Regions from separate parts of the Homo sapiens genome. Here all the other regions are linked to region 1. Evidence: read pairs that join two places in POLR2A ChIA-PET (ENCODE). Cell type or tissue: PC-9. All regions are shown on one strand. Each heading gives the region's core, and the rest is flanking DNA. Links, peaks and the distances in the headings are about the cores only.

Region 1 (10,450 bases), core at 2,688-7,687:
CAGGGCAGGTATCAGAGGCGTCCACCCTGCCATGCTGACGATTTCCACCTCATTGCCGAGGGGCCCCCTGGGCCTCCCAGAAAACTGGAGTCATTGACCCTGGGAGGCAGAGGATCTTTGAAGACAACTTGTCTTCTGGGATTTTAGAACTTTTTGAAAGTTAAAATGAGGTCAGACACAGTGACTCATGCCTGTAATCCCAGCACTTTGGGAGGCTGAGGTGGGAGGATCGCTTGAGGCCAGGAGTTCCAGACTAGAATGGGCAACATAGTGAGACCCTGTCTCTAAAATAATTTTAAAAATTAGCCAAGCGTGGTGGTGCATACCTGAAATCCTAGCTACTTGGGAGGCTGAAGAGGGAGGATCGCTTGAGCCCAGGAGTTTGAGACCAGCCTGGGCAACAGAGTGAGACTCCATCACTACAAAAAATAAATTAAAGAAAATTAGCCGAGTGTGGTGGCGAATGTCTATAGTTTCAGCTACTCAGCAGGGCTGCGGTGGGAGGATCATTTGAACCCAGGAGGCCAAGGCTGCAGTGAGCCATGACTGTGCCACTGCACTCCAGCCTGGGTAACAGACACCCTGTCTCAAAAAAAAAAAAAAAAAAAATTAACCCATTTATGCCTTAAGTTGCAATTTTTAAAACTTTTGCAATCAGACCTTGGCAATGACCTTGAGAAGGAGGACAGAAATAATTCCCAATAATGGAACACTAGGCATAAATGAAATGATACACAAATAATACACAGGTCCAGAAACACACCCTCCTTGCAGCAGGACCAAATGATGGAGAAGACACATTGGCCTTCCACATTGTTGTGGGTTGAAAAGGATCTCCCCAAAATTCATGTCTATTCTGCACCTCAGAACGTGACCTTATTTGGAATAAGGATTTTTGCAGATGTAATTAGAGTATGGATCTCAGAATGAGGTCACCCTGGGTTGGGGTGGATCCTAAATCCAGTTAGAGTGTTCTTACAAGAGAAAGGGATGGGAGATTTGCAAACAGAGACTCAGGAGAGGAAAGGGCCCTGTGAAGTCAGAGGCAGGGATTGAACAGTGCGGTCACAGGCCAAGGAACCCGGGAGTCCCCAGAAGCTGAAAGATTGCCCCCTGGAGCTGTGGAGGCAGCATGGCCCTGTAGACACCTTGATTTTGGACTTCTAGCCTCCAGAGCTATGAGAATAAATGCCTGTTATTTCCACCACCAAGTGTATGGTAATTTATTACAGGAAACCAGTAGACACCTGCCCCACGGCCCTGCTCCGTCTGCAGCTCCTCCCTCCAGGGTTCCTCTCTGCTCTCCACACATGACTGTGGCATGCTGAATGCAGAAGTTTTGTTTTGAAATGTGGTGTTTTGAATGCAGAAGTTTTGTCTGTTGAATGCAGAAGTTTCATAGGCACATACCAGACGCGGTGTTCCGTAAACGTTCCATAAATTGCTCTGGCCATTGGTGCAGATGGGGGCAGCTCCCAGTTTTCCTTGGTTACACAAGAAGCCACTGTGAACACTTTTGCCTTGTCTCTTCTGCACATGCTTGATGACTTCTGGAGGCTGGAAGATTCCTTAGAAGGAGAATTGCTGGGTCAAAGGGTAAGCCCGTTTGCAATTTGACTGATGCTGTCAAATAGAGTCAAAACAGAAACTCAGAATCTTAAGAAGGAGAGAAGGTTTGGTGCAGTGGCTCATGCCTGTAATCCTTGCACTTCGGGAGGCCAAGGTGCAAGGATCGCTTGAGCCCAGGAGTTTAAGGCCAGTCTGGGCAACACAGGGAGACCTCGTCTCTATAAAAAATACAAAAGTTAGCCAGGTGTGGTGGCGCATGCCTGTAGTCCCAGCTACTTGGGAGGCCGAGGTGGGAAGATCACTTGAGCTCAGGAGTTCACAGCTGCAGTGAGCCATGGTTGCACCACTGCTATTCAGCCTTGGTGACACAGTGAGACCCTATCTCAAAATAAATAAATAAATAAGAAAAAGAGAAGCAGGGAAACAGACTTTTGGATTTTACAGCATGGGACACTTCCAACCCCAGAATTATAAAACTTCAGGAGAGGGGACCTCAGGAGAACATCTATTCTGGGGTCTCACTTCAGGACCCAGGAGTGACATCTTCCAAGCCCTGTCTGGGTTTCTGTTTCCCTGGAATGGGCTTGGAGAAAGCAGAGGAGATAGGACCCAGGAGCCTGGAACTCTGGGGCTCCAAGGGAGCTCTGGCAGGGGGTGAGTGAAATGCCTTCCCCACCTGGGCACCCAGCTCTTCTACCCAGAGGCTGCCCCTTTCCAGCCGAGGTGCCAGGCCAGCTGGGCCTCTGTAGCTGCACACAGTGGCCCCTCTGTGCTTGGCACACACACACAAAAATGTGAACAGAGCCTGTAATCCCAGCACTTTGGGAGGCCGAGGCAGGTGGATCCCTTGAGACCAGGAGTTCAAGACCAGCCTGGAGAACATGGTTAAACTCCGTCTCTACAAAAAATACGTGAAAAAAGAAATTAGCTGGGTGTGGTGGTGCATGTCTATGGTTCCAGCTACTGGGGAGGCTGAGGTAGGAGGATTGCTTGAGCTGGGGTGGTTGAGGCTGCCATGAGCCAAGATTGTGCCTCTGCCCTCCAGCTTGGGTGACAGAGTGAGACCATCTCAAAAAAAAAGAAAGAAGAAAGAAAGAAGAAGAAAGAAAGAGAGAGAGAGAAAAAAAGAAAGAAAGAAAGAAAAAAGGAAAGAAAAGGAAAAGAAAAGAAAAAAGCCAGGTACGGCAGCTCACGCCTGTAATTACAGCATTTTGGGAGGCCGAGGTGGGCAGATCACAAGGTCAGGAGTTCAAGACCAGCCTGGCCAACATAGTGAAATCCCATCTCTACTAAAAATACAAAAAAAAAAAAAAAAAAAAAAATTAGCCGGGTTTGGTGGTGGACACCTGTAATCCCAGCTACTGGGGAGGCTAAGGCAGGAGAATCACTTGAACCTGGAAGGCAGAGGTTGCAATGAGCCGAGATAGTGCCACTGCACTCCAGCTCGGACAACAGTGTGAGACTGTCTCAAAAAAAAAAAAAAAAAAAAAAAGAAAGAAAGAAAAAAATGTAAAGGAAATGAGCAGGGGTGGGTGGGGTGGTCTATGGTCTGCACTAGGCTGACTTGTGGCCCTGGCTGGAGTTCTGAGGTCTGGAACAGGGCAGGAGGCTCTGCATTAGATACTGGTCGCCTGCCTTGGAGTCCCCTCCATTCTTATTCTGGTGGTTTTAGAACATGCTCTTCCCCCAATTATTTGACACTCCTCTTCTTGAAAGATGGGAGTCTATGTCCTTTTTCCTTGAATCTGGGCTCCGTGGATGCTTGATCAATATGTTGCCAGTGAGGCTGTGTCAGTTTCTGGACCCAGGCCATAAAAAACTGCAACTTCTACTTCCCACCTCTTGGGACTCAGCCACCATGCTGTGAGGAAGCTCAACAGCCCCATGGAAAGGCCGGTGTGGGAAGGAACAGAGGACCCTCTACCCCTGCCAGCTGTCAGCCCCAGTAGAGCCAATGGGACCTCCAGCTCCCACTCAAGTTGCCCCAGCTGATGCCTCATAGAGCAGTGCTGTGCCTTCTTGCGGCATCTGGCTTGACTTGCAGATCTGTGAGAGAAACAAATGATTGCTCTTGTTTTAAGCCACTAAATTTTGGGATCATTTGCAGCATAGCAATGGATAACTGGAACACCCTCCATGACCAACAAAGTCGCCACCAGTGCCTGCAGGCTGGGTTAAGAACACGGGCTTTGGGATCAGACTCACCAGCCATATGTCAAGGCCCGTCTTTGCCTCAAGGGCTTCATCTGCACATGGTGACCGTAGTAGGACTCGCCTCATAAGGTTGTCATGAGGATGAAATGAGATGACACACATGGAGTCTGGTGCCGAGGAAGTGTGTGGTAAATAGGAGCGTGACAAGGGTTTACCGCCATGGTTGTTATTTCCCTAAGCAGAGAAAATTACTCAGTCTAGGCTGGGTTCATTCAAACAGGCATGTCCTTCCCTGCTTGCTCCTTCGAAGACCCCCTCCTCCAGGAAGCCTTCCCTGACCACCCTACACTGGGCCGCCACTCCTCTGTGCACCTCCAGCCCTCTGTGCTACACCTGAAAGAACAAGAGTCCCATTGTGCTCGTTGCCTGTTTACAGCTGCCAGAATGGGACATCCCTGAGGGCATCATTAGCAGAGCCAGCAAGGAATGGAATTCTCTAAAGCTGGCACTCGATGTGTGCACACATAGGCCGGGACCCGGGGCTGCTTATGTTGCTGAGTGACGCTCAGCCAGCTGGTGTCCCCGAAGTGTACACCTGGGTGGGCCTTATATGCAGGCCTCTGTGTATGTTGGCGTGCCTGTGGGAGGTGGGTGTGCACATGTTTGTACACATGTGAATAGCAGTTGGTGTGTCTGCGTAAAGGCAGGTGGAGTGAGCGTGTCTCTGTACACAGATGTAGGCACATGCTCATGTGCACACCACTGCACATTCACGCTCATGTGTATGCTCGTGCAGTTGTAGGAGTGTTCTTGTGCATGGGTGTGTCCACATGTGTGTGCCTTCATACTGGTGCGTGCCCTGTGTGCCAGGCTGGGCTGTATGGTAGGAATGTAGGGTACCAGCTGCTACATCTGGGGCCCACTCGGGAACTAAGAATAGCCCATGCCCAGCCCTGTCCCGCCGGGCAGGGGGCCGCGGGCAAGCTCCACGGGGGCACCCCAGCCAGGCTGTTGGCCTCATCCCTTCTTGGGCCGACGCGCTGCCTGCCCTGCCCTGCCCTGCCCTGCCTGGGGCTCCCATGAGCTCATGCACACCCTGCCCAACCAGGTCAGGGAGGGGGTTGGGAGGTCCAGAGTCGTGCCTGCTAGGCCGAGGCCCTGCCCACGTTCCAGCGGCTGGACACCAGCAAGGCCTGATAAGGTCAAGTGTGGAGTAGGGTCCGCCCCCTCCCTCCGGCCAGGGACAGCCGGGCGGACATGAGTCAGCACAGGGGGCATCAGGCAGCCCGGGCCTGACCACTGGCTGGTGATGGGGCAGGCCTGGGGGTGGGACCGCCTCCCTGGACAGGCCAGGGGCTGGCCAGGAGGAATCACCTGCCGGGTCGGCCAAGCCCTGACCTCATTCTCCACCTTGAGGAACCCCACCTCCACTTCCGCCCAGAAAGCCCCTCTGGAGTCCCCTGGCTGGCTTCCTGCCCTGGCCTGGTCATTGCTGGGCCTCAGGAGGGCTGATGGCCACCCCTGCAGAAGGGCATTTCCAGGCTTAGCTACACGGCCCCAAGGGTTCCATATGCCCCTTCCTCGGGAAGTCCTCCCTGCTTCCCCAGGCTGGATGGAGTGGGGGTGGGGCTCTGAGATCCCAGCTCCCTCTTGGAGCCCCTCTCTCTACAAAGTCAAAGCCTGTTTACTCGTGTCCAGACCTGAGCTTCTTAAGGGCCAGGAAGTGTGTCATTTCCATCTCTGTTTACATCTTGCTCCCTCGCTGGGTCCCCAGCACAGCCCAGGAGGGGTCATTGTTGTCTTCCTTTACAGGGGAGGACTCTGAGGCCTGGCATGGATGGTGACTGGCTCACAGTCCCCAGCCAAGGGGTGGCCAGTGTGGAGGCTGTTCCCGGATGTCCTGCTTTCCCCATCACTGTGCCACTGTGATCCTTCCTCCTGGAGCCCCTGACCTCAGAGGCTCTGATGACCCAGCCCAAGCACCCATGACTGATTTTTCATTCTGTGAGCCTGGTGCGTGTGCAGCTTGGGCTGGGCCTTCCCTGGAGCTCAGCTCCACAGGGCAAGCCAGGCAGGGCCTGACACGCTGATCACAGCTGAGCGTCAGGGTGGAGTCTCCCGCTGTGTCCTTTGCCCCCCTGCAGGGCCCTGCCAAGAGGAGAGGAGAGGGCACCAGCTTGGCATAGGGAGAGCGCGTTGTGAGGGAGGGACCATCAGATGCTCCATTTAACAGATGAGGACACTGAGGCTCAGAGAGGGGATGTGATGTCCCCGAGGTCCCACAGTGAGGAACGGCCTAGGCAGGTCTTAGGAAACACCCCCTCGTGCTCATGGACACGCTCGTGGCACTGTGTGTCATAGTGAAAGAGGAAAAATGGCCCTGGACGCCTGCCAGTACTCTGTGAGCACCCTCCGCACAAAGGGACACGCAAGAGGGGGCTGGATCCGTGCTGACCAGGTGGGGCTCCATACCAATGAAGAAGCACACTTTCCAACACTTCAACACGGTCGGGCACGGGGGCTCACACCTGTCATCCCAGCACTTTGGGAGGATGAGGCAGGCGGATCATCTAAGGTCAGGAGTTTGAGATCAGCCTGGCTAACATAGTGAAAGCCTGTCTCTACTAAAAATACAACAAGTAGCCAGGTGTGGTGGTGCACACCTGTAGTCCCAGCTACTTGGGAGGCTGAGGCAGGAGAATCGCTTGAACCTAGGAGGTGGAGGTTGCAGTAAGCCGAGATCACGCCATCGCACTCCAACCTGGGTGACAAGAGCAAAATTCCATCTCAAAAAAAAAAAAAAGTAGCCAGGCGTGATGGTGCACGCCTGTGGTCCCAGCACTCAGGAAGCTGGGGTGGAAGGATCGCTTGAGCCTGGGAGGTCAAGGCTGCAATGAGCCGTGATTGTGTCACTGCACTCCAGCCTGGGTGACAGAGTGAGACTCAGTTCAAAACAAAACAAATGTACATTCAGAGGAAAGTGTTTTTGAGCCCACACTGTAACTGCGTTAGTTTCCTATCAGTTTCCTATTGCTGCTGTGAGGAATGACCACAAATGTAGCGGTTTAAAATAACAGGGATGTGAGCTCTTACAGCTCTGGAGGTCGGAAGTCTGAAGTGGGTCTTGTGGGCTAAAGTCAAGGTGCGGGCAGGGCCTGTGCCTTCATGGGCCCTCCTTTGGCTTTGCAGCTCCTAGAGGCCGCTCGCATTCCTTGGCCTGCAGTTCCTTCCTCCCCTCAAAGCCAGCAGCACAGCGTCTTCCACTCCCTCTGACCCTGACACTTGCTCTTCCGCCTCCCTCTTGCACATCCAGGGATTCTTGTGATTGTGCTGGGCCCACCCAAATCATCCAGGATGATCTCCTTATTTTATGTTCAAGGTGCTGGGAACACAACACAGTGGGTAACACAACAGACACAGTCCTTGTCTCGTGGGAGACAGACAGTAATTCACATGTAGCCCTGTGACACGTCTGGAAGGGTAGATGCTGGGGAGCAAAGTGAAGCAGAGGAGGGGGATGGAGAGCAGTGGGGAGCCTCATCTGCATAGTATGACTCCTTTCCAATGAGAATGGATTTGCCATATTTGCATATTTCTTTTTCTTTTTTTTTTTTTTTGATATCGCTTTGTCACCCGGGCTGGAGTGCAGTGGTGTGATCTCTGCTCACTGTCTCCTAGGTTCAAGAGATTCTCTTGCCTCAACCTCCTGAGTAGCTGGGATTACAGGCCTGCGCCACCACGCCCAGCTAATTTTCTGTATTTTTATTTTTTATTTATGTATTTATTTTAATTTTTTTTTTCCAAGACGGAATCTTGCTCTGTCACCCAGGCTGAAGTGCAGTGGCACGATCTCGGCTCACTGCAACCTCTGCCTCCCAAGTTCAAGCAATTCTCCTGCCTCAGCCTCCCAAGTAGCTGGGATTACAGGCACCTGCCACCACGCCCAGCTAATTTTTTGTAATTTTAGTAGAGATGGGGTTTCACCATGTTGGCCAGGCTGGTCTCAAACTCCTGACTTCAGGTGATCTGCCCATCTCGGCCTCCCAAAGTGCTGGGATTCAGGTGCGAGCCACCACGCCTGGCCCTATTGGCATATTTCTTCTATAACCCAAAGCAGGTCTAGGTGACTCTGAATAACAGCACAGTTTATCTTCCTGCCCATTGGCTGCGTGACTTTAACCTAATGGTCTAATCTCTCTGGTCTCTTCACAGGAGGAGTCAATGGGGTGCCAAACTCTTCCTGGCGATGCTGTGAGATGCCCAAGGGGACACCTTGTGTTCTCTGGGTATCCTGCCTGCGAATCTTACCTTGGGCAGGAAGTACCGAGGGACTCCCAGGCACAGGCTCCATGGGGCGGGCGGGGGTGTATGTGTAGCCCCCAGCTGCACCGGAGGTTCAGGGGTGGAAATGACTCTGGATGGAGCCCAGATGGTCTTTGGACCTGGGATGGGACCATTCCCAGAAGGAATCCAGCTGCTCCAAGCCCAGCTGGGTAGGCAGGAGTGTGGTGGTGCCATTGGGGCCAGAACCGCCCCACTAGCTCACCAGAGGGAACTGGAGAATGAGCCTGGGGCCTGGGGCCTGGGTTGGGCTGTGACAGATCCCAGGCTGTGGATCCTCAGCTGAGAAACGGGAGGGCCTGGGGAGGAGCAGGGGTGGGCCTAGGACCTGACCCCCAAGCTCCAAACAGGCTTCCATAACTTCTGGTTGTGTGACTCAGTTTCCTCATGTGTAGACAGGGATTGTAACTTTTTCCCATTCTGGGGTGGTTGTGAGGACCAAGTGTACTTGTGCACACAGGGGTGGGTGGGGATTTGCAGGGTGGTTGGCACACGGGGGGTCCCATCCAGGCTTAATTCCCCTCCCCAATTCTCTCCAGCTCCCAGGGAGTTGGCTCTGGGCCCCAGAGACACCTGGAAATGCCCCTTCCTGTCCCAGGCTCAGAATGAATTGAGGGAACAATGAAAAACAAACAAAACAACCATTTACTTGCTGAAGAGCGAATATGTTCACATGTCCAAATCATCAAAATACTCAAAGGATATGCAGTGAGAGAGAAGTCCTCCTCCCACCCCGTTCCCCCACCGTTTCTTGAGTATTTGAGTATATTTTCCCAGAGATGCCCTAGGCGGGTACGCGGGGAGATGCATTTGTATTCTCTTCTCCGCCTTAAACACACCCTGTGAATGGCGGAGTTTTTTCTTGGAGAATGGCAGGCATCAGCACAGAAACAGCTTCCTTGAGCTGCGGTGTATGGGTGGGTGTTCCATTGTTATTTGACGAGGCTGTAAAGGGAAGGTTGTTTTTTTTTCAAAGCAAAGGAATAGCTTCATGGAAGCGTCCTTCCTGGAATCTGGAATTCGGAGACGGGCTTGAGTCTGAGCTGGGCTACTTGCCTCTCGGGGACTGCACGTGTTGCTTCCCCTGAGCCTCAGTGTTCTCATCTGCAAGATGCTGCTTGTGGCTGGGCACGGTGGCCTATGCCTGTAATTTCAGCACTTTGAGCTGTCGATGCACGAGGATCGCTTGAGGGCAGGAGTTCAAGACCAGCCTGGGGCCAGGCGCAGTGGCTCACGCCTGTAATCCTAGCACTTTAGGAGACTGAGGCAGGAGGATCACCTGAGGTCAGGAGTTCGGGAGCAGCCTTGGCAACATGGTAAAACCTTGTCTCTACTAAAAACACAAAAATTAGCTGGCATGGTGGCACGTGCCTGTAATCCCAGCTACTCGGAAGGCTGAGGCAGGAGAATCGCTTGAACCCAGAGGTGGCAGTGAGCCAAGATCACACCATTGTGCTTCAGCCTGGGTGACAGAACGTGACTCCATCTCAAAAAAAAAAAAAAAGCCAGCCTGGGAGACATAGTGAGGCCCCATCTCTACCCCTGACCATCCCCCCCAACACCCAAAAAAACAAACTTAGCTGGCCATGGTGCTGTGTGCCTGTAGTCCCAGCTACTCGGGAAGCTGAGGCAGGAGGATTCCTTGAGCCCAGGGGGTCGGAGCTGCAGTAAGCTATGATCACACCACCATACTCCAGCCTGGGTGACACAGCAAGACCCTGTCTCTACCAAAAATAAAAAAAAGTAAAAGATAAAAATAAAAAAGGCAGTGGTTGTACCCATCCAGGAGATAATGTTGCCCGTGGGTAGCCTGCGGGCTGTGCCCCGTTTGTGGATGTGTTTTGCTCATAAAACTTTTCCAAACTCTGGAGATTTCAAATTATAACCCAGATTTCTGGCTTCTCTTGAAAAATCAAAAGTCTGGCCATTGCAGGCTGGAGCCAAGTAGCCACTGCCCGCTTTGGAAGGGCCAGGGGTGCTCCATTTGGCCTCAGGCCTCACCGCGTCCTGTTGCTCACGGACATCCCCCAACCTGGTAGTCCTCCTCCGCAGAAGGGAGTGCTGGGGTTAAATTCATGCAAACAGAATGGGCAGGGTCCCCAGCGCTCGGCACAGGCCCAGCCTCACTCTCTTGCTGGATACTTGGGGTATCTGGGACTCAGTAGCCACAGCCATGGATGATCCAGTCTTGGAAACCCAAGCCCTGAGCAAGCGGCTCCAGAGTGTCTCCTCCACCAGAAGGGAAGCTGAGATGCCGGCACCGTGTCCGGGAAGAGCTCTGGGCTGCAAGCCAGGCGGTTTCATCCCGGGAGGCGGCGGCCGAGGCTTCTTCCCTAGGATGGAGCCGGAAGCCAGGCTCCAGGCACCTGGAGTTCCCATCTCCGGG
Region 2 (9,056 bases), core at 1,337-6,336, 480 kb after region 1:
AACCCCGTCTCCACCAAAACCAGTCAGGCGTGGCGGCGCGTGCCTGCAATCGCAGGCACTGGGCAGACTGAGGCAGGAGAATCAGGCAGGGAGGTTGCAGTGAGCCGAGATGGCAGCAGTACAGTCCAGCTTCCGCTCCGCATGAGAGGGAGACCGTGGGGAGAGGGAGAGGGAGGGGGAGGGGGAGGGGGAGGGGGAGGGGGAGAGGGAGAGGGAGAGGCAGAAAAAAATTTTACATCTGGCCGGGCACGGTGGCTCATGCTTGTAATCCCAGCTACTCAGGAGGCTGAGGCAGGGGAGTCACTTGAACCCAAGAGGCGGAGGTTGCAGCAAGCGGAGATCGCACCACTGCACTCCAGCCTGGGTGACAGAGGGAGACTCTGTCTCAAAAAACAAAAAAATTATATCCAGTGTGGTTATAGAAAATTTGGCAAAATGATTGAACAAATTTGACCTAATAGAGCAACTACAGAATAGATATTCTTTTCAATTGCACGTGAAAAATTTACCCAAACTGGGCTGGACATGGTGGTTCATGCCTGCAATCCTAACACTTTGGGAGGCTGAGGGGGGTGGATCACCTGAGGTCAGGAGTTCGAGACCAGCCTGGCCAACATGGTGAAACCCCGTCTCTACTAAAAATACAAAAATTAGCCAGGTGTGGTGGTGCACACCTATAATCCCAGCTACTTGGGAGGCTGAGGTAGGAGAATCGCTTGAACCTGGGAGGCAGAGATTGCAGTGAGCCAAGATTGCACCACTGCACTCCAGCCTAGGTGACAAAGCAAGACTATCTCAAAAAGAAACAAACAAACAAATGTCCCGCCACCAAGATGTCTACATCCTAATGCACAGATGCTGTAAATATGTCACATGCAAAGGGAAATGTTTCAGATGGAATTAAGGCTGTTAGTTAGGTAGTCTTGAGATAAGGAGATTAACTTGGCTTATCTGGATAGACCCAATGAAATTGTAAGGGTCCTTAGATGTGGAAGAGGGAGTGCCAAACAAGTGATACTCAAATAGTGGAAATGCTGCATGAGAAAGATTCAACCGGCCACTGCTGGCTTTAAACATGCAAAGGGACTGTGAGCCAAGGAATTTGGGAAACCTCTAGAGGCCAGAAAAGGAAAGGAAACGGAGTGTCCTTTAGAGACTCATGAAGAACAGCAGCTCTGGGGACACCTCGATTTTAGCCCAATGAGACACATTTCGTTTTTCATTTTTATTATTTTATTTATTTATTTATTTATTTATTTATTTATTTATTTATTTGAGATGGTGTCTCTCTCTGTCACCCAGGCTGGAGTGCAGTGGCACGATGTCAGCTCCCTGCAACCTCCACCACCTAGGTTCAAGCAATTCTCCTGCCTCAGCCTCCTAAGTAGCTGGGATTACAGGCGCGCGCCACCATGCCCAGCTAATTTTTTTTTTTTTTTTAAGGTAGAGACGGGGTTTCGCCATGTTGCCCAGGCTGGTCTCGAACTCCTAACCTCAGGTGATCCGCCCATCTCGGCCTCCCAAAGTGCTGGGGTTACAGGCATGAACCACCATTCCTGGCCCCAAGGAGACCCATTTCAAACTTATAATCCATTTGTGTTGTTTTAAGTCACTAAGTTTGTGGGAATTTGAAACAGCAGCCATAGAAAAGTATGACGATGATTGACATGCCTGGGTTAAAAGTAAGTTTCAATGAATTTTTGAGAATGAAAGCATACTAAGTAGGAAGCCAGAAATCAATGTTTTTGAAAAAATACATAGCCCCTGCTGGGTGTGGTTTCTCATGCCTATAATCTCAGCTGCTCGGGAGGCTGAGGCAGGATGATGAGCCCAGGAGTTCAAGACCCAGGAGTCCAAGCCCAGGAGTTCAAGACCAGCCTGGGCAACATAGCAAGATTCCATCTTAAAAAAAAAAAAAAGAATCTAGATAATATCCAAATGTTTACAAATTAAGCAAAACACTTCTAAATAACTCACGGATAAAGGAAGAAATCATAATAGAAATTAGACAATTTTAACTAAATGATAATGAAAATGTGGAACAGCAAAGCATGTGAGATGCAGTTGAAGCTATGTTTAGAGGGATATTGGTAGGCATAAATGTATACATTAGGAAAGAAGGAAGGCTGATAGTCAATTAAGGCTCCATCTCAAGCAATTGGAAAGAGTAAATCCAACAGAAAGAAAGTAGAGGAAGTAATAAAGATAATAGCAGAAATTAATACAATAGAAGACAATTTTTTTCTTTTTTGAGATAGAGTCTCACTCTGTTGCCCAGGCTGGAGACTAGTGGCGCGGTCTCAGCTCACTACAACCTCCACCTCCCGGGTTCAAGCGATTCTCCTGCCTCAGCCACCTGAGTAGCTGGGATTACAGGCACTACCACACCCGGCTAATTTTTGTATTTGTAGTAGAGACGGGGTTTCACCCTGTTGACCAGGCTGGTCTCAAACTCCTGACCTCAAGTAATTCACCCATGGCCTCCCAAAGTTCTGGGATTACAGACATGAGCCACTACGCCCAGCCAGAAGACAAAAATATTATAGAGAGAACCAATAAAGCCAAAAATTGGTTCCTTCTAAAATAAGGATTTAGGATGGTTAAGTTTCAGTGAAGCAGAAAGAAGAGAAAGGGCCCTGGCATGGTGGCTCATTCCTGTAATCCCTGCACTTTGGGAGGCTGAGGGCGGAGGATCACTCAAGGCCAGGAGTTCAATACCAGCCTGGCCAACAAAGCAAGACTCTGTCTCTATATAGAAAAGAAAAGAAAGAGAGAGAGAGAGACAGAAAGAAGGAAAGAAGGAAGGGAGGGAGGGAGAGAGAAAGAGAGAAAGAAAGAAAGGAAGGAAGGAAGGAAGGAAGGAAGGAAGGAAGGAAGGAAGGAAGAAAGAAAGAGAAAAAGAAAAAGAGAGAGAGAGAGAAAGAGAAAGAGGCCGGGCGCAGTGGCTCACACCTGTATTCCCAGCACTTTGGGAGGCTGAGGTGGGCGGATCACGAGGTCAGGAGATCAAGACCATCCTGGCTACCACGGTGAAACCCCATCTCTACTAAAAATATAAAAAATTAGCCGGGCCTAGTGGCAGGTGCCTGTAGTCCCAGCTACTCAGGAGGCTGAGGCAGGAGAATGGCGTGAACCCGGGAGGCGGAGCTTGCAGTGAGCCGAGATCGCGCCACTGTACTCCAGCCTGGGCGACAGAGCGAGACTCTGTCTAAAAAAAAAAGAAAAAAGAAAAAAAAGAAAGAATGAGAGAAAGAGAGAAGGAAGGAAGGAAGGAAAAAGAAAGAGAGAGAGGAAGGAAGGAAGGAAGGAAGGAAGGAAGGAAGGAAGGAAGGAAGGAAGGAAGGAAGGGAGGGAGGGAGGGAGGGAGGGAAAGGCAGGGAGAAAGTTCTGGGAGCTAGGGAGTGCCCGGGGTGGGGAGCTCCAAGAACAAGCCCCAGGGAGCTGTAACAAAGACTTTGTCACAGCTAGCCTGAAGCTAGCTGTGCTCTGGGAAAGGATCCAAGCTTACAGCTGAGCCACATTCCCCACCTTTGGGTCATCTGGACCTAGCATGAAGCAACCCCCAGGAAACTGGAGAACTGCCTCGTCAGGAATGGAGTGAGAGGTGCTCAGGGATGGGGGTAGGAGAGCCTAACACCTCTTCCCCTTCCGCTCAACTCTGGTCCACACAAGGCTTTCTCTTTTTTTTTTTTTTTTTTTTTTTTTGAGACAGTCTCACTCTGTTTCCCAGGCTGGAGTTCAGTGGCGCAATCGCGGCTCACTGCAGCTTCCAACCTCCACCTCCCGGGGTTCAAGCGATTCTCGTGCTCAGCCACCCGAATAGCTGGGATTACAGGCATGCACCACCATGCCTGGCTACTTTTTGTATTTTCAGTAGAGACAGGGTTTCACCATGTTGGCCAGGCTGGTCTCAAACTCCTGACCTCAAATGATCCACCCACCTCAGCCTCCCAAAGTGCTGGGATTACAGGCATGAGCCACCACTCCCGGCGACAAGGCTTTCTCTATTTTAAGAATTCATTAAACATTTCCTGTGCTCTAGAAACCATACTGAGAGCTGGGGATTTGGAAATGAACAAGGCAATGGGAGCATGGTGCAGGAGGAAGAAAATGGGCTCTCATGATGCAGTTTGGGGCTCAGATTCTGGCTCTGCTACTGAGAGACAGGTGACTCTAGTAAACTCAGAGCCTCAATTTCCCCATCTGCAAAATGGGGACAATAAAACTGTTCTTGCTAGGTGGTAGTGAGAACTAAACAAGAAAATATAAATCAAGTGGCAAATAACAGCTGCTCAATAAATATAATGATTTTTCCTGCTCCCAGGAGCTTTCAGTCCAGAACAAGGCAGCCATATACACAAACAAGTGACACTCAAATAGTGGAACTGGAGGTACATCCCTGCAGTATCTGAACAGAGAAGCTGTTGTTCAAGTCTATCTGTTTTGCCTGAGTAGGGCAACATGTGTGTGTGCTGTCCCGGGAGAAGCTTCATAACACTCAACACACACTCACCCCAGGTGTCAAAAACCTATACTATAATCTCAGGTTCAGATCTTTGCGTCCAGCCCCCTATATGATCTTAAATCTCCTTCTCAACTTCCCGCTAAGTGATCCTCCAGCCAAGCCTTAAATACCTCTTCCTCCAGCAAGAGGACCCAGGAGTCTAGGTCACATAGAACCTTAGAGACAGGGCTAGAATTCAAGCATGAGTCCTTTCGCTGGAGGGAAAAGAGGAGAGCGACAGACATTTAATCCCCCGTAAAGTGCTGCGTGCAAGTTATGCCATCCAACCCTCATGACCCTTCCCATTTTATAGATGAAGAGGGTTGGGCTCAGAGAGGTCTAGTGACTTGCTGAGATCACAGAGCTGAGAAGCTGAGATTTGAAATCACATCTGCCTTATTCCGAAGCCCCACTGTGGCAGAGGCGCTAGTTGGACATCAATACCTGTTCTCCTATCTCCTTCATGGAAATAGAACCCCTCGCACACACCTGGTTTTTAGCTAGGCGCAAATATGGCCATCCAGAATAAAGACTACATTTCCCAGATTTCCTTGTGGTTAAGCCACACAACTAAGTTCTGGGCAATGGGATGGAGTAAAATGATGCACGTTGCTTCCCAGCTGAATCTTTAAATGGAGATGGCATGCCGTTCCCCTCCTCTCCCTTCCTTCCTCCATCCTGTCGCATGGGATGGGATGTGGTGTGAAATAGCTTGGGCCATGAGAGCAAAACCCTAGGGATAAGAGCATTGACCATAAGCTACATACGGTGAAAAGGCTTTTTCCTCTAACCAAATTGGTACATGTGTTCATTCATTCATCACACCAACACTCTGTGCCAGACCCTTTGTTAGACACTAGAGTTATGGATTAGTCAGTTCTCACACTGCTATAAGGAAATACCTGAGACTGGTTTAAAGAAAAGTAGTGTAATTGGCTCACAGTACTGCAGGTTCTATAGGAAGCATGGCCGGGAAGGCCTCAGGAAACTTACAATCATGGCAGAAGGTGAAGAAGAAGCAGGCATGTTTTCACATGGCCGGAGCAAAAGGAAGAAGCATGCGGGGAGGCGCTACACACTTTTAAACAACTAGATATTGTGAGAACTCACTCACTATCACAAGAATAGCACCAAAGGTGGAAATCTGCCTCCGTCATCCAATCACCTCCCGCCAGGCCCGCCCCTGCAACACTGGGGATTATAATTTGACTTGAAATTAGGGCAGGGACACAAATCCAAACCACATCAGGTTACAAAAATAAATCAGTCACCTTGGCCTGAGGTTTTCTGTGTCTTGTAGTACTTGCCCCCCCAGGATTGTGACTGTCTATATCTGTCTTTCCATTGGGTTGTGAGGACTGAGTCTCAATAATCCCTATGTCCTCAGCAGCTAACTCCAGCAAAGAATTGGCTATAAAAAGGCAACCAAGTGGAAATGTGAAGGATGGGAAGGACTTAGGTAGGGGAAGAAGGAGGTTCAGGCCCCATGTGTGTCAGAAGTAACAGAAATTCAACCTGAACCAGTGTAGGCAAAAAGTGGGGCATCTATGAACTCTCATAATCAACCTATGGGAACAGCTGGCCTCAAGGACAACTGGACCTCCAGCAAGGCTCTTTGGTTCCCTGTCCCTCATGCCTTCTGAGTGTCTGTATTCCTCCAGGTTGGCTTGCTCTAAGAGGCTCCTTAGCATGCTCAAGTCTATGCTTAGTTTAAAAAAACAATCTCAGGGAAGGATTATGACTGCTTCAGCTTGGATCAGGAATCCTTCCCCAGGGAGGATGAGGTACAATGAATACCATCCCCAACTAGAACCACAGGGTTGAGTGAGGATAGGAGTTCCCCCAAAAAAGAAAGGGTGCTGTTTCCCAAAGGGAAGGATGCTAGACAGACAAATCACAAATATCAGGTATTTTCAGCTGCAAGTAGCAGAACATATGGTTAAAATGTGGCTTATACAAGAAGCCTGGAGGTAGGCAATTTCAAGATTGGTCAACTCAGCCACTCAAAGACTCGATGAAGCCAGAATCTCCCATCTCCCTGCTCCACCATCCTCCGCATTTGGCTTCCTGTAGCCCTGACCACTCATGGATGTAGCTTACCAAGGCTATTTCAGGATCACGTCATCGCCCAACTGTGTTCAAGACAGGAAAAAAGGGAGGTGATTACCTCATCACATCTGTTTCTTTATGAGGGAGGAAAACTCTCTGGAAAGCCCTCAGAAGGCAATTATGTCTCATTATCCAGAAGTAGGTCACATGCTCACCCCAAACCCATCTCGGGCGGAAATGGGAGTACCATGACTGGTTTAAACTAGACAGGACTCATCCTTTGGGACTGGACCCAACTTCCCTGAGTATGTGCTACTCAGTACCCATACTCAATAGCAACTCTCACAGCAAAGAAGGCTGGGAAGATGGCAACTGGGTGGGTAGGCAGACTCAGTGTCTACATTTCCCTGCTTCCTTACAAACAGAACCACAATTCTATTGGAGGCTGCAATAGGCCCTGCTAAAATATATTCTCCAGCCTCCCTTGCAGCTAAGATCATCATGTGACATCATTCTGACCAATGAGATGCTAGAGGAAGTGTCATTTAAGGGCACTGACCCAGTTAGCAATCATTAGTTTGTCCTTTGTCCTTCCCCCTTTTACTACCTGGGTGCAAGTGAGATGCTGGAGGTATGGGGGTGTGGATCTTGTGCTGGCTCAGCTGGGTCCTTGATGAGACCATGGAGACCCATGCCTGGTAGCCCTGAATTACTTCTTGTTACATGAGAAAAACAAACACTTTGCATTGTTTAAGCCACTATTTTTCCAATCTCTGTTACTTGCAACTGATCCAATTGCTGATTCCTGGGTGTCCACCATCAGCCACTTTAAACAGCAAGAGCAGCCCAAGAAAGGGTGTAGCTGGTACTAGGCTGAGTCTTGGAATTGACAAGAGCTGAGTCTGGGAGCAGTAGAGTCTGACCCTCTGCACCTCAGTCATTCATTCACACACTTATTCACGAAGCATTGACTGGGCACCAACTCTTGGTTAGGTCCTGTGTGGTACATGGGATGCAAAGATGAAGAGGGCAAGGCCCTTGCTCTCCAGGAGCTCACAAAGGGAGACAGAGAATGAAACTCAAGTACAAAATGGTGACGAAGGGCAGTGACAGGAACATGCACCAGATGAGACAGGAACACAAAAGACTCTTCTGACTGCAAGAGATGAGATCCCAAAGTATACAAGCTTAGGCCAAAACCTTATGGGCTCATAGAACCAAAAGGAGGGAGGGAGGAGCACAGGGAGGATGTGGGCAGAGAGAATTTGTGAACAAAGGCAGGGAGGTGAAAAACAGCTTGGCGTGTGTGGAGAGCCATGAGAGTTGGTGTAGTGGAGGCGTAAAGCACAGGGGATGGAGCAGCAAGAAGAAGATGGGGGAGCCCGGGGCCACGCCATGGGGAGGCTTAAATGCCAGGACAGGGCAGGTGAATGTCACCCTTAGGCAATGGGAAGCCATGGAAGGAGAGAAGAAGTTATCGGACGGAGGAATGCGGCGGTGAGATTTGGGTTTTGGCAGGGTCATGTTGACTGTGGTACAGAGGATAAATTAGAGAGGGGCAAGACTGCAGCCAGGGAGTCCCACTAGGAGATTGTTGCACTCATGGAGATGGGACTGTGGTGTGGTGCACATGGAGGATACCATGAACATGACCAGAAAGGCTGTATCAGGAAACAGTTAGGAGTCAAAATTGGCATGCTTTTGATTGACTGGAAGTGGACGATGGTAGTGGGAAGTGTGAAGGACGACTCCCTGGTTTCTGATGGAGGCAACTGGTGGGGGGTAGGGGGTAGCACCATTTACTGAGATGGGGAATGCAGGAAGAGCAGATTGGAGGGAGATGATCAATTCAGTTTGGGACACACTGAGTTTGAAGGACTTGTGGAGCATTCTGGTGGACGTGGCCAGGAGGCAGTTGAATATTTGGGTCCAGAGCTCCAGAGAGAGGTCTAATATAGAAAAAGAAATACAGGAGGCATCAGAATTTAGAAGGACATTGACAATGGAAACCTTGGGAGTGGAGGAGACCCCCAGGGGAAAGTACCTAAGGTAGCAATCCTCAACAAGATATGCATAGGGTGGCATAGCTCCCTGGGACAGTGTTCAGGATCACCAGGGAGGCTTTTCCAAAAGTGCATACCCTACCCTCAATTCCAGTAAATACCCCAGGGAATGTGACTCAGGGGAACACTGTTACTGATGAGGAGGTGACCTCAGGTACAAAGAATTTTGAGAGCATTAGTGAGAAGAAAAGGGGGTCAAGATAGGCACAGAGAGCAAAGAATGAAAAGTCCAAGGCTAGGTTCGGTGACTCATGCCTGTAATCCCAGCACTTTGGGAGGCCGAGGCAGGCGGATCATGAGGTCAGGAGATTGAGACCATCCTGGCTAACACGGTGAAACTCCGTCTCTACTAAAAATACAAAAAAAAAAAAAAATTAGCTGGGCATGGTGGCGGGCGCCTGTAGTCCCAGCTACAGGAGGCTGAGACAGGAGAATGGCAT
Region 3 (7,725 bases), core at 2,726-7,725, 210 kb after region 1:
TATTATCTCTAAAGGCAGCCATTATGAGACTTCAAAATAACCTTGGTCTCCACAGTCTTTTATCTTAACTTGAACATTTCCTTTCTATGGATGCCAGGTCTCTAGACAAACTCAACCCATCCTCAACCAGAAAATGTTTAAATTTACCTGTAGCCTGGAAGCCCCCCAACCCCGCTTCCCTCACTTTGAGTCGTCTGACCTTTCAGGACTAAACCAATGTATTTCTTTTCTTTACTTTTTTTGTTTCTTTTTTTCTTTTTTCTTTTTCTTTTTCTTTTCTTTTCTTTTTTTTTTTTTTTTTGAGATTGTGTCTTGCTCTGTCGCCCAGGCTGGAGTGCAGTGGGGCAATCTTGGCTCACTGCAACCTCTGCCTCCCGGGTTCACGCGATTCTCCTGCCTCAGCCCCCTGACTAGCTGAGTTTACAGGTGCACACCACCACGCCCGGCTAACTTTTTGTGTATTTTTAGTAGAGACGCGGTTTCACTATGTTGGCCAGACTGGGCTCCATCTCCTGACCTCGTGATCCGCCCGCCTTGGCCTCCCAAAGTGCTGGGATTACAGGCATGAGACACCACGCCTGGCCTTTTCTTTTCTTTTTTTTTTTTTTTTTTTGGAACAGAGTCTTGCTCTGTCCCACAGGCTGGAGTGCAGTGGTGTGGTCTTGGCTCACTGCAACCTCTGCCTCCTGGGTTCATGCAATTCTTCTGCCTCAATCTCCCGAGTAGCTGGGATTACAGGTGCACACCACCACACCCGGGTAATTTTTTGTATTTTTAGTAGAGACGGGGTTTCACTATGTTGGCAAGGGTGGTCTTGAATTCCTGAACGCGTGATCCACCTGCCTCAGCCTCCCAAAGTGCTGGGATTACAGGTGTGAGCCACCGCGCCCAGCTCCTGTATTTCTTAAATGTATTTGATTGATGGCCCATGCCCCTCTAAAATGTATAAAACCAAGCTGCACCCCCACCACCTTGGGCACATGTTCTCAGGACCTCCTGAGGGCTGTGTCACAGGCCGTGGTCACTCGTATTTGGCTGAGAATACATCTCTTCAAATATTTTACTGAGTTTGACTCTTCGTTGACAGGCCCAAGATCCAGGTGCCCACTCCCTGTCTCCTCGGAGGGCCCGCGCTTCCGGTTCTCTGGCACCTCTGGTTCCTGGTTGCCCTTCTACTTTCTGTTCTGCTTTCTCAAAAAGCTCTGAACATCTCAAGCCTCCATGTAGTACCCAATTCTACTTTTCACTGAAAATCTTACTTAAACACCAACTTCATCACTGAGTGTTTTCTTGGCTCTTTCTCAGTCACGTTCCCTAGGCTGTGTCCTAGCCCAGAGCTGCACTGCTGGGAGGGATTTCAGAAGGGAGGGGCATGAGGAGGCAGGAGGGCTGGGTGCTGTTGGGTGTAGGAGGAATGAGGTGGGTGGAGCACGCAGGAAGGTCTGAGTGGAGGGGCTGTGAGGGTCAGGTCGGGACTCCCCTGGGAGACAGACACATAGGACAGGAACCCCTGCACTCCCCACTCAGGCCCGCCCACAGTGACTGTGGCTTGTTGCCATGTTGCCCTGTTTCTCCCAAAAATCAATATATTGAAGCCCTAACCCCTCTACCTCAATGTGTGGTTGTATTTGGAGACAGGTCCTTTTCAACAGATGATTAATTAATTCATTAATTAATATTTTTAGAGACGGAGTCTCACTCCGTTGCCCAAGCTGGAGTGCAGTGGCACCATCTCGGCTCACTGCAACCTCTGCCTCCCTGGTTCAAGCGATTCAAGCCTCAGCCTCCCGAGTAGCTGGGATTACAGGCACCTGCCACCACGCCCGGCTAATTTTTGTATTTTTAGTAGAGATGGGGTTTTGCCGTGTTGGCCAGGCTGGTCTTGAATTCCTGACCTCAGGTGATCCACCCGCCTTGGCCTCCCAAAGTGCTGGGATTGCAGGCGTGAGCCACCGCACCCAGCCAACGGATAATTAATTTCTTTTTATTTTTTATTTATTTACTTTTTGAGATGCAGCGTCACTCTGTCTTCCAGGCTGGAGTGCAATGGCACGATCTCAGCTCACTGCAACCTCTGCCTCCCGGGTTCCAGCGATTCGCCTGCCTCAGCCTCCGGAGTAGCTGAGATTACAGGCGTCCACTACCACGCCCGGATAATTTTTTTATATTTTTAGTAGAGACGGGGTTTCACCATGTTGACCAGGCTTGTTTCCAACTCCTGACCTCAAGTGATCTGCTGGCCTCAGCCTCTCAAAGTGCTAGGATTACAGGCGTGAACCACCACGCCCGGCCGAGATGATTACTTTAAACGAGACCTCTAGTGTGGGCACAAATTCGCTTGGCGGGGGTCCATCAAGGAGAAGGGTGGCCAAGTGCCCTGGCTCATGCCTTTAATCCCAGCACTTTGGGAGGCCGAGGTGGGCAGTCAGGAATTCGAGACCAGCCTGGCCAACACGGTGAAACCCCATCTCTACTAAAAAACACAAAAATTAGTAGAGTGGTTCTGGGCACCTGTAATCCCAGCTACTCAGGAGGATGAGGCAGGAGAATTGCTTGAACCTAGGAGGCAGAGGTTGCAGTGAGCAGTGATTCTACCGCTGCACTTCAGCCTGGGCAACAGAGTGAAACCTCCTCTCAAAAAAAAAAAAAAAAAAAAAGCCTGGATACAATGGCTCATACCTGTAATCCCAGCACTTTGGGAGGCCGAGGAGGGTGGATCACCTGAGCTCACAAGTTCAAGACCAGCCTGAGCAACATGGAGAAACCCCATCTCTACTAAAACTACAAAATTAGCCGGGCGTGGTGGCGCATGCCTGTAGTCCCAACTACTGGGGAGGCTGAGGCAGGAGAATCGCTTGAACTCGGAAGGCAGAGGTAGCAGTGAGCTGAGATTGTGCCACTGCACTCCAGCCTGGACAGCAAGAGCAAAACTCTGTCTCAAAAAAAAAAAAAAGTTGATATTTGGAGGCAGAGAGATCCCAGAGGTGCAGGTGCAAAGAGGAAAGGCCACAGAGGACACAGCCAGAAGAGACTCTCTGCCAGCCAGGAGGAGCGGCCTCAGAGCAAACAACCCAACCCACCCCGCGAACGTGTACTTGCAGCCTCCAGATCTGTGAGAAAATAAATGCCTGCCATGTGGGCACGTGACTCGGGGCATCTTCTGTGGAGGCCACAGCATGAAGGGGTCATTTTTATAGAGAGTCTCATTCTCTAATAACTTACATCTGCCTTGAAAATATTGAGTCAAATTTAAAGTGTGGAGAAGAGCCTCTAAATTTCACATGTCATTCGCAAAGAAAGAATTGTAATTTGGGACATACACGCAGTCCGGGTGGTGTTCACCATATCAGGAGACCCATCTGCCCCCCATGCTGTCCCTCCTGCACCCAGTCACCTCAGCCCCCCACGTCTCACCTTTGTAGCCCACGAACTCCATGGAGGCCCCTTCCTGACTCAGCCTGTGGAGCCCCTGCTGGTAATATGGACACTGGAAGTAGTAGAGGCGGGCGGCAAAGATGGTGAGCTTCACGTTGCTGTGCCTGGCCAGGAACTTGCCACCTCCCCTGCACACTCTGGGCAAGGGCTCCAAGATGTGTACCAGGTGACCTGGTAGTTTTTGTTAGGAGACAGTGTGTTGTCGCAGAACCAAGAGAGGAAGCACCTTTCTGCATGACTATGGGTCTCAGGATTGACCTGGGAAGGAGGAGGAGGAAGGCAGGGGGAGCTCAGACTAGGAGCAGGAGGAGTGCGGGAGTGGGGCGATGGGAGCAGAGAGTGGGCCTGGAGCCCCAGGGCATTTCCTTATTTATTTATTTTTGAGACAGGGTCTCTCTCTGTTGCCCAGGCTGGGGTGCAGTGGTGCGATCTGGGCTCACTGCAGCCTTGACCTCCCAGGCTCAAGGGATCTTCCTACCTCAGCCTCCTGATTAGCTGGGACTGCAGGCGCGTGCCACCACACCTGGCTAATTTTTTTTGTATGTTTTCATATCTTTTTGTATAGATGGGTTTCGCATGTTGCCTAGGCTGATCTCAAACTCTTGGGCTCAAGCGATCCTCCTGCCTCAGCCTTCCAGAGTTCCAGAGTTCTAGGACTATGAGCATAAACCACCATGCAAGTCCTTATTTTATTTATTTACTTTTCATTTTTCTGGGTACATAGTAGGTCCCAGTGCATTTTGTTCATTGAGATTCGCTTCCATCCTTCTCCTTCCTTCTTTATTTTTAATTTTTATTTTTTTCTGAGACAGAGTCTCACTCTGTAGCCAGGCTCGAGTGCAATGGCACAATCTCGTCTCACTGCAACCTCTGTCTCCCAGGTTCAAGGGATTTTCCTACCTCAGCTTCCCAAGTAGGTGGGACTACAGGCTCGTGACACCATGCCCATCTAAATGTTGTATTTTTAGTAGCGACAGGGTTTCACCGTATTGGCCAGGCTGGTCTCGAACTCCCGACCTCGTGATCCGCCCGCCTCAGCCTCCCAAAGTGCTGGAATTACAGGCGTGAGCCACCGCACCCGTCCCCTTCCTTCTTTATTCTATTGAGTCTTTCCCTGTTTCATCATGTCCTCGAGCACGAATTCTGGCATCCTTTCTCCCAGGCATCCATTCACCAGGCATCCTCAGCCCCTGCTGTGGCCTGGCCCTCTGGGGTCAGCCTTGTTCCCTGCCTGTCTTCTGCTGGGGAGGCCATTGGAACAGCATTGTCCCGTGGAGTTGAAGGTTGACCACAGAAGCTACTGAGCACCTGAAATAGGGCTCTGATTAGAGACTTTGGCACGTGTAAAATACACAGCTCATTCCAAAATCTCAGTGTGAGAATAAGACGAACTTTAACTCTCTCATGAGGAATTTTTTTTTTTTTTGAGATGGGGTCTCACTCTGTCACCAGGCTGGAGTGCAGTGGAGAGATCTCGGCTCACTGCAACGTCTGTATTCTGGGTTCAAGTGATTCTCCTGCCTCAGCCTCCTGAGTAGCTGCGATTACAGGTGTGCGCCACCACGCCCTGCTAATGTTTGCCTTTTTAGTAGAGACGGGGTTTCACCATGTTGGCCAGGATGGTCTCGATCTCCTGACCTCGTGATCCACCCACCTCGGCCTCCTAAAGGACAATATTTAAATGTACTACAATTAAGCCTGTATGTCAAAGGGTCTTTTCAGGACATGAAGGCACCGAAATTTGCCAGGTCTGTAAACCATGCAGAACCAGTCTGTTGTCAGTGGTCTTCTGATCTGGAGGAAGTTACTGAAATCAGTCTCTTGCCCAGGGAAAGCTGGAGTTAGGGCTGTGGAGCAGGGGCTCTGTTGCTCCGTGTCAGCGCGCTGGATGAGCTGCGATTGTTTTCATCTTCTTTATCTCGAGGCAGTTCTTGTTTAGCTGCTAAACAAGCAAAAGAAAAACCTTGTGGCAGGCAGAACAGAGTTGACTGTTGAAGTGTAGGGTGTGTGACCTCACCCTTGCCTGGCACGGCCTGAGGTCCTGGTTGTGATTTGGTATCTGATTGCCATGAAGAGTCTGTTCTGGTTCTGCCGGTCTTATGATTCTGTTTTAACATTACTGCTGGTCAGTTGTGTCTAAACTGCAAAAGGGAGGGGTGATAATGAGGCGTGCCTGACCTCCCCTCCCATCATGGCCAGGAACTCAGTTTTAAGGTTTTTCTGAGATACCTTTGGCCACTAGGGGCCAAAGTTGGTAAGTGGGGGCTAAGGATTCTATTTTTAGTTATAGGCGTGAGGACTAAGCTCTGATTTTTTTTTTTTATCTTTCCCAAATTCCTACCTGTCAGTCCTCTGAGCCCAGCCTGCGAGTATACATCCAGATGGCCTGAGGCACTGAAGAACCACAAAAGAAGTGAAAATGGCCGGTTCCTGCCTGAACTGATGACATTACTTTGTGAAATCCGTTCTCCTGGACAATGAGTCTCAGAAGCTCCCCCACCAAGCACCTTGTAACCCCCACCCCTGCCCGCAAGAGAAAAATCCCCTTTGACTGTAATTTTCCACTACTCACCCAAATCCTATAAAACTGTCCCACCCCTATCACTCTTATCCTGCTCAATGCCAATATCCCAACCCACAGCAGGCTTTAAAAAGGTTAAAGCCTCTTATCACCAGCCTGTTACAATATGGCTTTTTAAAGCCTACAAACTCTCCTTACAACTCTCCTGTCCTACCTGTCCAAAAACTGGACAAGTATTACAGGTTAGTTCAGGATCTGTGCCTTATCAACCAAATTGTTTTGCCTATCCACCCGGTGGTGCCCAACCCGTACACTCTTTGTCCTCAATACCTTCCTCCACAACTCACTATTCCGTTCTTGATCTTAAAGATGCTTTTTTCACTGTTCCCCTGCACCCCTCATACCAGCCTCTCTTTGCTTTTACCTGGACTGACCTTGACACCATCAGTCCCAGCAGCTTACCTGGGCTGTCCTGCCACAAGACTTCAGGGACAGCCCTCATTACTTCAGCCAGGTTCTTTCTCATGATTTACTTTCTTTCCGTCCATCTACTTCTCACATTATTCAATATTTTGATGATCTTCTACTTTATAGCCCCTCCTTTGAATCTTCTCAACAAGACACCCTCCTGCTCCTTTAACATTTATTCTCCAAAGGATATCGGGTATCCCCCTCCAAAGCTCAAATTTTGTCTCCATCCGTTACCTACCTCACTGTAATTCTTCATGAAAACACGCGTGATCTCCCTGCTGATTGTGTCTGGCAAATCTCCCAAACCCTAGCCCCTTCTACAAAGCAACAACTCCTTTCCTTCCTACGCATGGTTAAGTACTTTTGCCTTTGGATACCTGGTTTTGCCATCCTGGCTAAACCATTACATAAACTCACAAAAGGAAACCTAGGTGACCCCATAGATCCTAAATTCTTCCCCACTCCTCTTTCCATGCCTTAAAAACAGCCCTAGAAGCTGCTCCCACACTAGCGCTTCTTAACTCAACCCAACCCTTTCCATTACACACAGCCGAAGTACAAGACTGTGCGGTCGGAATTTACACAAGAGCCGGGACAGCACCCTGTAGCCTTTCTGTCCAAACAACTCGACCTTACTGTTCTGGGCTAGCCCACATGTCTCTGTGCAGTGGCTGCCGCTGCTTTATACTTTTAGAGGCCTTCAAAATCAAAAGCTATGCTCATGCTCCACTTACTCTCTACAGTTCCCATAAATTTCAAAATCTATTTTTCTCTTCACACTTGACACATATACTTTCTGACCTCCAGCTCCTTCAGTTGTTCTCACTCTTTGTTGAGTCTCCCACAATTATCATTGTTCCTGGCCCAGACTTAAATCCGGCCTCCCACATTATTCCTGATACCACATCTGACCCCCATGACTGTATCTCTCTGATCCACCTGGCATTCACTCCATTTCCTCATATTTCCTTCTTTCCTGTTCCTCACCCTGATCACACTTGGTTTATCACCCTTTACCCCAAAATCTTTCTTCAGTTTAATCTCTCCCATGATGCCCCTAATCCCACTCAAACCAGCCCTGAGAAACATCACCCATTATCTCTCCATACCACCCCCAAAAACTTTCACTGCCCCAACACTTCACCGCTATTTTGTTTTATTTTTCTTATTAATATAAGAAGACAGGAATGTCAGGCCTCTGAGCCCAAGCCTGCACAAATACATCCAGATGGCCTGAGGCAACTGAAAAACCACAAAAGAAGTAAAAATTGCCGGTTCCTGCCTTAACTGATGACATT

Evidence for each region. ChIA-PET counts read pairs that join two places held together with the same protein. Peaks named below come from ENCODE experiments on the same cell type or tissue, not always from the same donor. Only the 100,000 strongest peaks of a DNase experiment are listed, where the experiment ranks them.
Region 2: POLR2A ChIA-PET joins it to region 1 with 5 read pairs; 1 of 35 experiments calls an interaction of 5 or more read pairs at or near these places.
Region 3: POLR2A ChIA-PET joins it to region 1 with 5 read pairs; 1 of 35 experiments calls an interaction of 5 or more read pairs at or near these places.

Annotation. Positions count from the first base shown.
Region 1 is chr22:39,278,181-39,288,630 of GRCh38, reverse strand. No RefSeq gene overlaps it. Among named protein-coding and RNA genes, the nearest start is that of SNORD83B, 31 kb to the left of the region's middle. RefSeq lists enhancers at 6,428-6,927, 10,002-10,450. In PC-9, for the core only: no CTCF peak of the experiment used is centred there; DNase peaks (open chromatin) are centred at 3,909, 4,200, 4,950 and 5,500; H3K4me3 peaks cover 865 bases; H3K27ac peaks cover 2,590 bases.
Region 2 is chr22:38,797,436-38,806,491 of GRCh38, reverse strand. No RefSeq gene overlaps it. Among named protein-coding and RNA genes, the nearest start is that of DNAL4, 7.8 kb to the right of the region's middle. In PC-9, for the core only: no CTCF peak of the experiment used is centred there; a DNase peak (open chromatin) is centred at 3,531; H3K27ac peaks cover 1,676 bases.
Region 3 is chr22:39,066,361-39,074,085 of GRCh38, reverse strand. LOC107985563 (a long non-coding RNA gene) reads right to left here. Exons shown (of 2, transcript XR_001755547.2): 2 at 4,111-5,377. Among named protein-coding and RNA genes, the nearest start is that of APOBEC3G, 7.1 kb to the left of the region's middle. RefSeq lists silencers at 1,181-1,260, 6,981-7,080 and enhancers at 3,506-4,010, 4,011-4,514. In PC-9, for the core only: a CTCF peak has its summit at 5,702 (motif pointing right); DNase peaks (open chromatin) are centred at 5,685, 6,155, 7,245 and 7,725; H3K4me3 peaks cover 2,720 bases; H3K27ac peaks cover 4,503 bases.